Linked DNA regions of Homo sapiens: region 2 is linked to region 1. A link is an interaction called in ENCODE POLR2A ChIA-PET data of the cell type or tissue named here. Cell type or tissue: A673. All regions are shown on one strand. Each heading gives the region's core, and the rest is flanking DNA. Links, peaks and the distances in the headings are about the cores only. Region 1 has its middle 24 kb from the start of MLLT3. Region 2 overlaps HACD4 (3-hydroxyacyl-CoA dehydratase 4).

Region 1 (4,408 bases), core at 172-4,171:
ACATTTTCCTAGATACTATTGCTTGTTATTTTTAAATATAAGCTTTAGAATTTGATTGGCTGAAATAAAAACATCTTGTCTTTTTATTGGATCAATCTGTGTGTGATAATGTCTTCCTGTTCAAGAATATGCTATGTCTTTCCATTTGTTCAAAGTTCTTTTGAGACTTTAGTTGCAGCTTAATGTTTTTGTTTTTTTTTCAAATAGATTTTCTACATTTTCATTGCTTTTGTAAATGGAATCTTTTTGTCCATTATATCTTCTAAACTAACAGTTAATACACGTTAATGAATTGACTATTCATTTCCGTATGCTAATTTTATACTTAGCCAACTTACTGAATTGTCTTATCATCTGTAGTAATTTTTCAGTTATCTCAAGTTTTTCAGAAATGCAATAGTAATATTTACAAATAATTATAATTTTGCCCTCTTCCTTTCCACTTTTTATACTTCTCATTTCTGTCTCCTTTCTTGTGATGGCTACTGTCTCCAAAATAGTGTCAAATAGAGGTGACAGATATTTTCACCTAGCTCCTGATTTTAATGGGACTTCTCCAGATGTTTCCCATTAACATGATGCTGGCTTTGGGGTTGAAATAGATGTATTTTATATACTATGACTATTCATTGTGCATCAAATTAAATTTAAATGACTAATGAAATCACTCAGGATCTCTTAGAGAGAGAGGGTACCTTGTTTGGTCCAAATTGGTAATATATGGCTGTTTATGACTTATCAAATACTTTTTACATGTATCAATTATCTCACTGGATCCCCACCGTAATCCTGAGTTAGATACCCATTCCAGCATTTTTTTCTAATTATTATGCCTTGTTCTGGCTTCTATCAGATCATTAGAAATGAAGTACAAATAATGAGAAAACATTCTTCCTTTGAAAGCACAACAAAGTGTTCAAGAATAGCAGAGATTTAAAAATAAACTATTTTATAGGACACAGTTTCTAGAGTATTAACAATATGTTCAGTGTCTCCTGTGGCCAAGAGATAGTTCAACCCCCCATTTTTCCTTGTAGCTAAATCAGTGAGTTCCTTATTACTAGAGGCTGAGCCTAAACACGCAAAGTGAGAGCTGGCCTGGAGGAAGAGATTTGAGAATCATCCATGGGCAGGTTATAATTGAAGCCATAGGATTAGATGAGATAATCCAGAATAATGTACTCTAGAAGGAGAAGATAAATAAATCAAAGATGGAAGCCTGGATAAAACCAATAACAAGGGTGAGTAAAAGAAAAAAGGTTCTAAAAAAGGGAATAAAAATGAACAGCAGGAGTTAAAGAGAGGAAAAAACACAAGAAAATTCATTACTAAAACAAAAGGAGAAGGGAATTTCAAGAAGTTGTCAACAGCATCAAAGTCTTCAGAGACTAAAATAATTCCAAGAGTTGAAAAGTATTCATTGTAATTAGCAAAAAGGTGATCACAGGCAAATTTGACAGCAACAATGTCAGTGGATGCCGTGGCTATTGTCTGCCCGGAATGCCTTTCTCTTCTACATCTGGCAACAAATCCTGCTTCTCTGTCCACAGGAGCAGGCACATGATTCAGGTTGTGCTAATTATAGCATCACATCTTCCTGGCTGTAGAGATAGGCAGCATTCAATAGTAGGCATATGGCTGGGCACAGTGGCTCATGCCTGTAATCCCAGCCTTTAAGAGGCTGAAGTGGATGAATAACTTGAGGTCAGGAGTTCGAGATCAGCCTGACCAACATGGTAAAACCCCTTCTCTACTAAAAATACAAAAAATTTAGCTGGGTGTGATGGCGTGCACCTGTGGTCCCGGCTACTTGGGAGGCCAAGGCAGGAGAATCATTTGAACCTGGGAACTGGAGGTTGCAGTGAGCCGAGATCACACCACTGCACTCCAGCCTTGGAGACATAGTGAGACTCTGTCTCATTAAAAAAAAAAAAAAAAAAAAAAAAAGAAGGCGTATGACCCAAGCTAGACCAATCTGAACATTTGCATGGAATTTTTCTGTCTGCAACTAATGAGAAAACATCTTTTTTTCCTTCTGAATGATGGAAATATCAGAATGAAGTAAATATACAGAGATATGTAGAGATGAAACATGAGCAATGGAGAGAGAGAGCAGGCGCATGCACTCCTGTGAAAGAGAAATATCTGCCCCACCTTTTTTTGAATCTTAATTCTATTCACTTAATTCTATGAGCTTCCTTAATGTCCTTCAAATAATTTCCGCTACTTCCCCCCTCTTTTTTTTAGTAACAAAAGAATTAAGATTAATAGATAGAAGTCAGATTGTAATTGGCTTAGAAATGAATGATATAAATACTTCAGAATAACCATAACAAGAAATGGACAGGAACTATATAAGTAAAACTACAAAATTTTACTTAAGGTCATAAAAGAAGACTTGAATAAATGGGAAGTCCTCACACGTTCCTGGGTAGCAATGACTATTATAAAGATGTCAGTTCTTCTCAAATTAATTTATAGGTTTAATGCAACTCCAATCAAAATCCAAATAGGATACCTTTTGGAGCTTGAAACGGTGATTCTACAGTTGATTAGCTTAAAAAAAAATAGAAAAGAGTGAGGAAATTAAAAAAAAAAAAAGGAAAATTGGTGAGGGGAAGAGTGAACAGCTATTAAGCATTCTCCCAGCTAAAAGGATGCAATTGGAGTGGCTCTGTAGCTCTCTCTCCTTGTCAAAGAGATCCTTGCCTCTGGGCACAGGGTCCATGGATATTCTCCCTTTTTCTTAAAGTAACTTAAATAAGTTTTTCTTTCTTTTAACCAAAAGAGTCCTAATTCAAGAACTTGCCCCATCAGACATTAAAACAGCACATAAAACACAGTATTACTAGTGTAAATGTTTATGAGCATATCTTTGAAACAAAATAAATAGCCAGAAATATATACTATCTCTTACTTATAAAACTGATGTAAATAATAAAGTTGACATCACATTGCAATATGTAAAGGAAAAATCATTCAATACGTTGGTTAACTGTGAAAACTTAAGTTAAATTGTCAACTTGCAATATATACTAAAATAAATTCCAGATATTAAATGTGAAAAGTGTTCACTGTAAGACAAACCAATGACTACTAAAACATGTGCCTGAAATATGGCAAAAGTTTGCCAAAGTGCAGGTTAAAAAACTAGGAGTTTATTTAGGGAACTATTTACTTGTTCTTGAGCTGAAGGAATAATTGTCTAAGTATAAAATCAATGGCCTAAACCACAAAGGAATCAACATCGGATATTTGACTACATGAAAAATTCGAGTCTACACAACAGAAGCCATCAAAACATGAAAGGTAAATTATAAAGTAGAAAAATATTTCAATATATCTGACAAAAAGCATGTAGTAGTTTAAATCAATAATGAAAACACTGAAACTTCAATGGAAAAAAGTACAATGTGCAGACAAATCTCAGAAGCAGAAATATAAATACCAATAAATATGTGAAACAATTCACTTTTACTGCTATAATACAAAAAGTTAACAATTTCAATGATATATCATTTTATTCTACTAGAAAAGTTATGAAAATACAAAATTTAAGGCTGGTGAGGTTGTTTCAAAAATAAGCATGATCGTACACTCCTATTAAGAGTCTAAACCAGTATGTATTTTTTAGAAAGCAATTTGGCAACATATCAAGAACTTTGTAAAAGATCCATATTCTTTGACCCAGATTCCCATTCTAGAACCTTTAAAGGCATAAAATGTATCCCCTTTTCTCAGAAGTGTACATATGCAAGAAGCATAAAGCTGACAGCCAGAGGGAAAGAAGGCAGTAGGAAGAAAGAGGTGGCATTAAGATTCTGGTTGTAGTCACTGAAGGCCCTAAAACGGCCCTGGTTCTTCAGAATCTGTGAGCTATCTCAGAACCTTTCCAATAAATCCTCCCCTATGATCCCTTAGTCTCTGTCCCCTGCACAAAAAGATAATTGACTAACATAATGACCCTGGCCTGAAATGTGTATTCTTTCCTTTTGCTAGATTAACCTACTGTATAATTTTGGGTAAAAGGTGCTGATTGCTTTGATTCATTGCAGTTGGTTCTAGTCCAAGCTTAATTAGTTTGGAATTAAACTGGATCCAATACTAGCACCTTTTATAGTGTCTATTGAAATACAATATTAGAGCGATGAAATTCTTCTTGAATGAGAGGTGTTGGTGAGATTTTTAGCCAAGACAAAGTCATGTTTACTAGCTGGATTAGCCAGGGTTTCTAAAGGGACAGAACTACTAGGATATACGTATATATGAAGGGGAGTTTATTAGGAGAATTGACTCACACAATCGCAAGGCGAAGTCCCACAGTAGGCCATCTGCAAGCTGAGCAGCAAGGAAGCCAGTGCGAGTCCCCAAACCTCAGAAGTAGGGAAGCCGACAGTGCAGCCTTCAG
Region 2 (4,408 bases), core at 1-4,000, 360 kb before region 1:
TAACCTTACTTACTTTTGCAACTTCTTTCTCCATATTAGGTATGTATTTTACCTACAGTCATCTATACTCAGAAAGAAGAGACATCCTCGGAATCTTTCCCATTAAAAAAAAGAAGATGTGAAGTACAGCATTCCAGTGTGACACGAGAAAAGACAGGCTGTGGATTCAGTGCAGTAAATAAAACACAGGAAGTATTCTGGTGGAAAAATACCTTGTATTTGATAAAAATCCATTACATGAAATAACTGCACATACCCCCAAAACTCTAGACATAACAGGCTATGTTTTTCACACATTGTATTTTTAAGACATATATATTCTCCATACCCTGCTTCACCAAAATTCCTGCTTCATTTGGATTTTATACAAGTTATACTTACATTGTATGAAGTCTGATTATTTTCCTGTAAGTTTAATGAGAAATAGGAGATTAGCTGCAATAGATTCAATTAAATTAAGAAACCAAACTTGATAACCTAAATTACATGTATTCTTTTTCACTTCCAAGTTCCCAAATAGATCTGTAGGAGAAGAGGGATGGAAAATATATTCCACAGTTGCCTAGAATAACATATTTCATAGACAGATGTCTGTCTTCAGATCTAATAATACTCACCCTAAACATTAGATATGTTTAGAAAATTAAATATCTTTCCAAGCCCTATGTCTTAGCTCAGGTTGCTATAATAGAACACCATAAACCGAATGGCTTAAACAACAGCAAACGCTTCTCACAGTTCTGGAGGCTGGGAATTCCGCTCAGGATCAAGGCATCAGCTAATGCAGTTTCTGGTGAGGGCCCTCTTCCCAGTTTGCAGATAGATGTCCTTCTTTGTCCTCACATGAGAGAGAGATCAACTCTCTTATGTCTCTTATAATGGCACTAACCCCATTCATGAGGGCTCTACCCTCATGATCTAATTACCTCCCAATGGCCCCACCTCCAAATACCATCATATTGGAGGTTAGGGCTTAACACATGAATTTTGGGGGAACACAAAGATTCACTCCATAGCATTCTGTACCTGGTCCTACAAAATTCATGTCCTCCTCACATGCAAAATACATACATTCCATCTCGACAGCCTCAAAAGTCTTAACTCATTCCTGCATCAACTCTAAAGTCCAAAGTCTCGTCTAAATCAGATGTGGGTGAGATTCAAGGTAGAATTCATCCTGAGGTAAAATTCCTTTCCAGCTTTGAACTTGTGAAATGAAACAAGTTATGTGCTTCCACAGTACAATGGTGGGACACACAAAGGGTGGACATTCCTATTCCCAAAGCAAGAAACAGGAAAAAAGGAAGGTGTAATGGGTCCCCAGCAAGTCCAAAACCTAGCAAGGCAAACACCATGAGATCTTCAGTCTTAGTAATAATCCTCTTTGGCCTGATACTCTGGCTTCAGGACCCAGTGAGGCAGAGGTATTGCCCCCAGGACTATGTTGGAGGAGGATGACCCCCATATCACCAGGCGGAAGCTGTCAGGCCTGTTGAAACCAAGGCAATGACTGCCCCTTTTGAAACTGAGAAGGTACCACTGATGTTCTCTGAATCATTGTTCCGGGTCAGTTTCTCCTTTTCTTGAAGAATAGTGTACATTCACAGCTGAATAGCTCTATGGTCCCAAATTCAAGAAGTCCAACAGTCTTCCCTCATTCTGTCCCATCTCCATTCCTTTCAATACAAACTAGCAGTGTTCCTGCTGGGGTGGCTGATTAGGTCTGTGGTTCACACCCACATAAATCTAATTGGATGACTTGTCTGCTACACTCTTAGTGTTCTCTACCAAACGTGTTTTCTTATCTTTTTGTAATGCAGACAGACTGATAATTTCCCACATCTTTTAAGTTCTGGTTCCGTTTTTGTTAAGAATTCTGTCTTCATTTTTTGTCACATTTTACTTTAAGCAGTCAAGATAAACCGAGGCACTCCTTCAACACTGGTTGGAGATCTCTTCAGTTCAATATCTAATTTCATGGCTCACAATTTTACTTTCCACAAAACACTAGAACATGAACACAATCATCCAAGTTCTTTGGCATATTATAACAAAGATCACCTTTCTTCCAGTTTCCCATAACAGGTTCCTCATTTTCATTTGAGACTTCATCAGAATGGCCTTTATTGTCCATGTCTACCAACATTATCTTCATGGTGATTTACGTGTTCTCTATGAAGATGGAGGCTTTCTCTCCCACCCTCTTCTCTTTGAGCCCTCACCAAAATCACCTCTATCAATCCCTTCATGGCAATACTGGCTTTTTCTAGCAAAAAAACTAGTACCTCAAAACTCTTCCAGTACTCTTCCAGGTACTCTAGTACCTCAAAACTCTTCCAGCTTCTATCTGTTACCTAACGTCAAAGCTGCTTCCACATCTTTATATATTGGTTATAGCATCACCACACTTCTTGGTACTAATTGCTGTCTTAGCTTGGCTGCTATAACAAAATACCATAAACTGGGTGGCTTAGACAACAAATATATTTCTCACAGTTCTGGAGGCAGGGAAGTCCAAGATAAAGGTGCTAGACAATTAAGTTCCTGATGAGGTTCCAAGGTGCTAGCTGATTCTTCTTCATGGTTTGCAGATGAATGCCTTCTTGCTATATGTTCACATGGTGGAGGGAGAAACCATCTCTCCCTTATTTCTTATTGTAAAGGTACTAATCCCATTTATGAAGGTTCCAGCTTCAAATGCCATCACACTGGAGATTAGATTTTCAACATGTGAATTTAATGGGGGACACCAGCATTCAGTCCCTAGTGCTCTGATAGAGTATTCATTAATGTCATGTATTTGTTAACATCTTGTAAGTTATTTGGGCTTTGATGCCTTAAAAGAAGACCCTGGCCAGGCATGCTGGCTCATACCTGTAATCCTAGCACTATGAGAGGCTGAGGTGGGCAGATCAGTTGAGGTCAGGAGTTCAAGACCAGCCTGGCCAACATGGTGAAACCCCATTTCTACTAAAAATACAAAAATTAGCCAGGCATGGTGGCGCATGCCTGTAATCCCAGCTACACGGGAGGCTGGGGGCATGAGAATCGCTTGAGCCCAGGAGATGGAGGTTGCAGTGAGCAGAGATTGAGCCACTGCACTCCAGCCTGGGTGACAGAGTGAGACTCTATCTCAAAAGAGAAGACCCTAATGAAAATAGTAAACCTTTAGCAAATACACAAATGATGCCCCATTCTGTATTCTTTTTAATTTTAAAAATAATGACACACACATACAGGAAGATAAAAGGTATAAAAATATACTAAGTACTTTTTAAAAAGGAAAATTCATGTTTTGGATTATTACTGAATTGTTGCTAATTACTGTAATGTAAGTCATATGTCCTTACATAGTTTTGAAAAATGCTTTCTTTGAAAATCTAAAAAAAGTGTGAATAACTGATAGTCATTGCTGTATCATTGATGTATCACTCAATTTTTGGTAAAGAATTATAAAGATCTTACCTAGAAACTATGTAAAAAGGTATTAAATATATTGTGATGTAAGAATAGGATAATAAAAATGTAATTTTAAAAATGGGTAACTTATTTCCACTAAAGAAAACATTTGGAAAGAAACAATTGAGTATTAGGCTACTTGAAATCTTTATAAATATATTTGGATTTTAAAAAATTATCCTTTTAAAAAGCTACATTTTTTCTGCTTTTATAGTTATCTTCTAAATTTCAGAAAAATTATGAAAAGCTTTAGTGTGCAAGGAGAACATAAACCCTTTGCAAATTTTAGGTGAGTTAATCTTAATCACTCCAAATAAAGATGGCTCCTTACACTGCCGAAGTACATGTACAATCAATCACTAAAACAAAGAGAAAATTAGAGAAACTACACTTTACTGGGTCATTATAATAAATTAAAATTTCATTATTAAATAATGCTTTAATTTTTTAAAACCAGATTAACTTAAAAACTTCTTAAAATTGAAAACCAAAAGAAACACAAGTGAATTTATAATTATTTTAAAACAGAAATGAGGATTGACAGTAATTTGAGATATCTGCAACAATTGTAACATAAAAAGATCTTACATTTCCTTTGGTGACAGACACAATTGTTAATACTACTGTGGTTGGTTGCCTGTATTCACAATGGAAAGGAATACTAAATTTCATTATCAATTAGTGAAAATAAAGGTGTAATTTCTTTTTCTACTTAAGTACATGTTCCCCAGGTTAAGAAACCCAGACATAGTGAAGTCAAGACAGTAACTATCTGGTTAATCGGATGTTACCAAAATCGCAAAGTTGATGTCTTTGACTATCTGTCTTAACTGTATGTTCACCAAATCCCTATTTCATTTTGTACAGTGTAGACAAAGGCTTACTTTCTCAAATCTAAGTAACATAGATGAAATAGGAACCATTAGATATTTTGAAAACATATCTAAGA

What was found. ChIA-PET counts read pairs that join two places held together with the same protein. Peaks named below come from ENCODE experiments on the same cell type or tissue, not always from the same donor. Only the 100,000 strongest peaks of a DNase experiment are listed, where the experiment ranks them.
Region 2: POLR2A ChIA-PET joins it to region 1 with 9 read pairs; 2 of 35 experiments call an interaction of 5 or more read pairs at or near these places.

What each region holds. Positions count from the first base shown.
Region 1 is chr9:20,644,048-20,648,455 of GRCh38, reverse strand. No RefSeq gene overlaps it. Among named protein-coding and RNA genes, the nearest start is that of MLLT3, 24 kb to the right of the region's middle. In A673, for the core only: no CTCF peak of the experiment used is centred there; a DNase peak (open chromatin) is centred at 2,305.
Region 2 is chr9:21,002,751-21,007,158 of GRCh38, reverse strand. HACD4 (3-hydroxyacyl-CoA dehydratase 4) reads left to right here. Exons shown (of 7, transcript NM_001010915.5): 7 at 40-4,408. The coding sequence ends at 122. Among named protein-coding and RNA genes, the nearest start is that of HACD4, 27 kb to the left of the region's middle. In A673, for the core only: no CTCF peak of the experiment used is centred there; no DNase peak of the experiment used is centred there.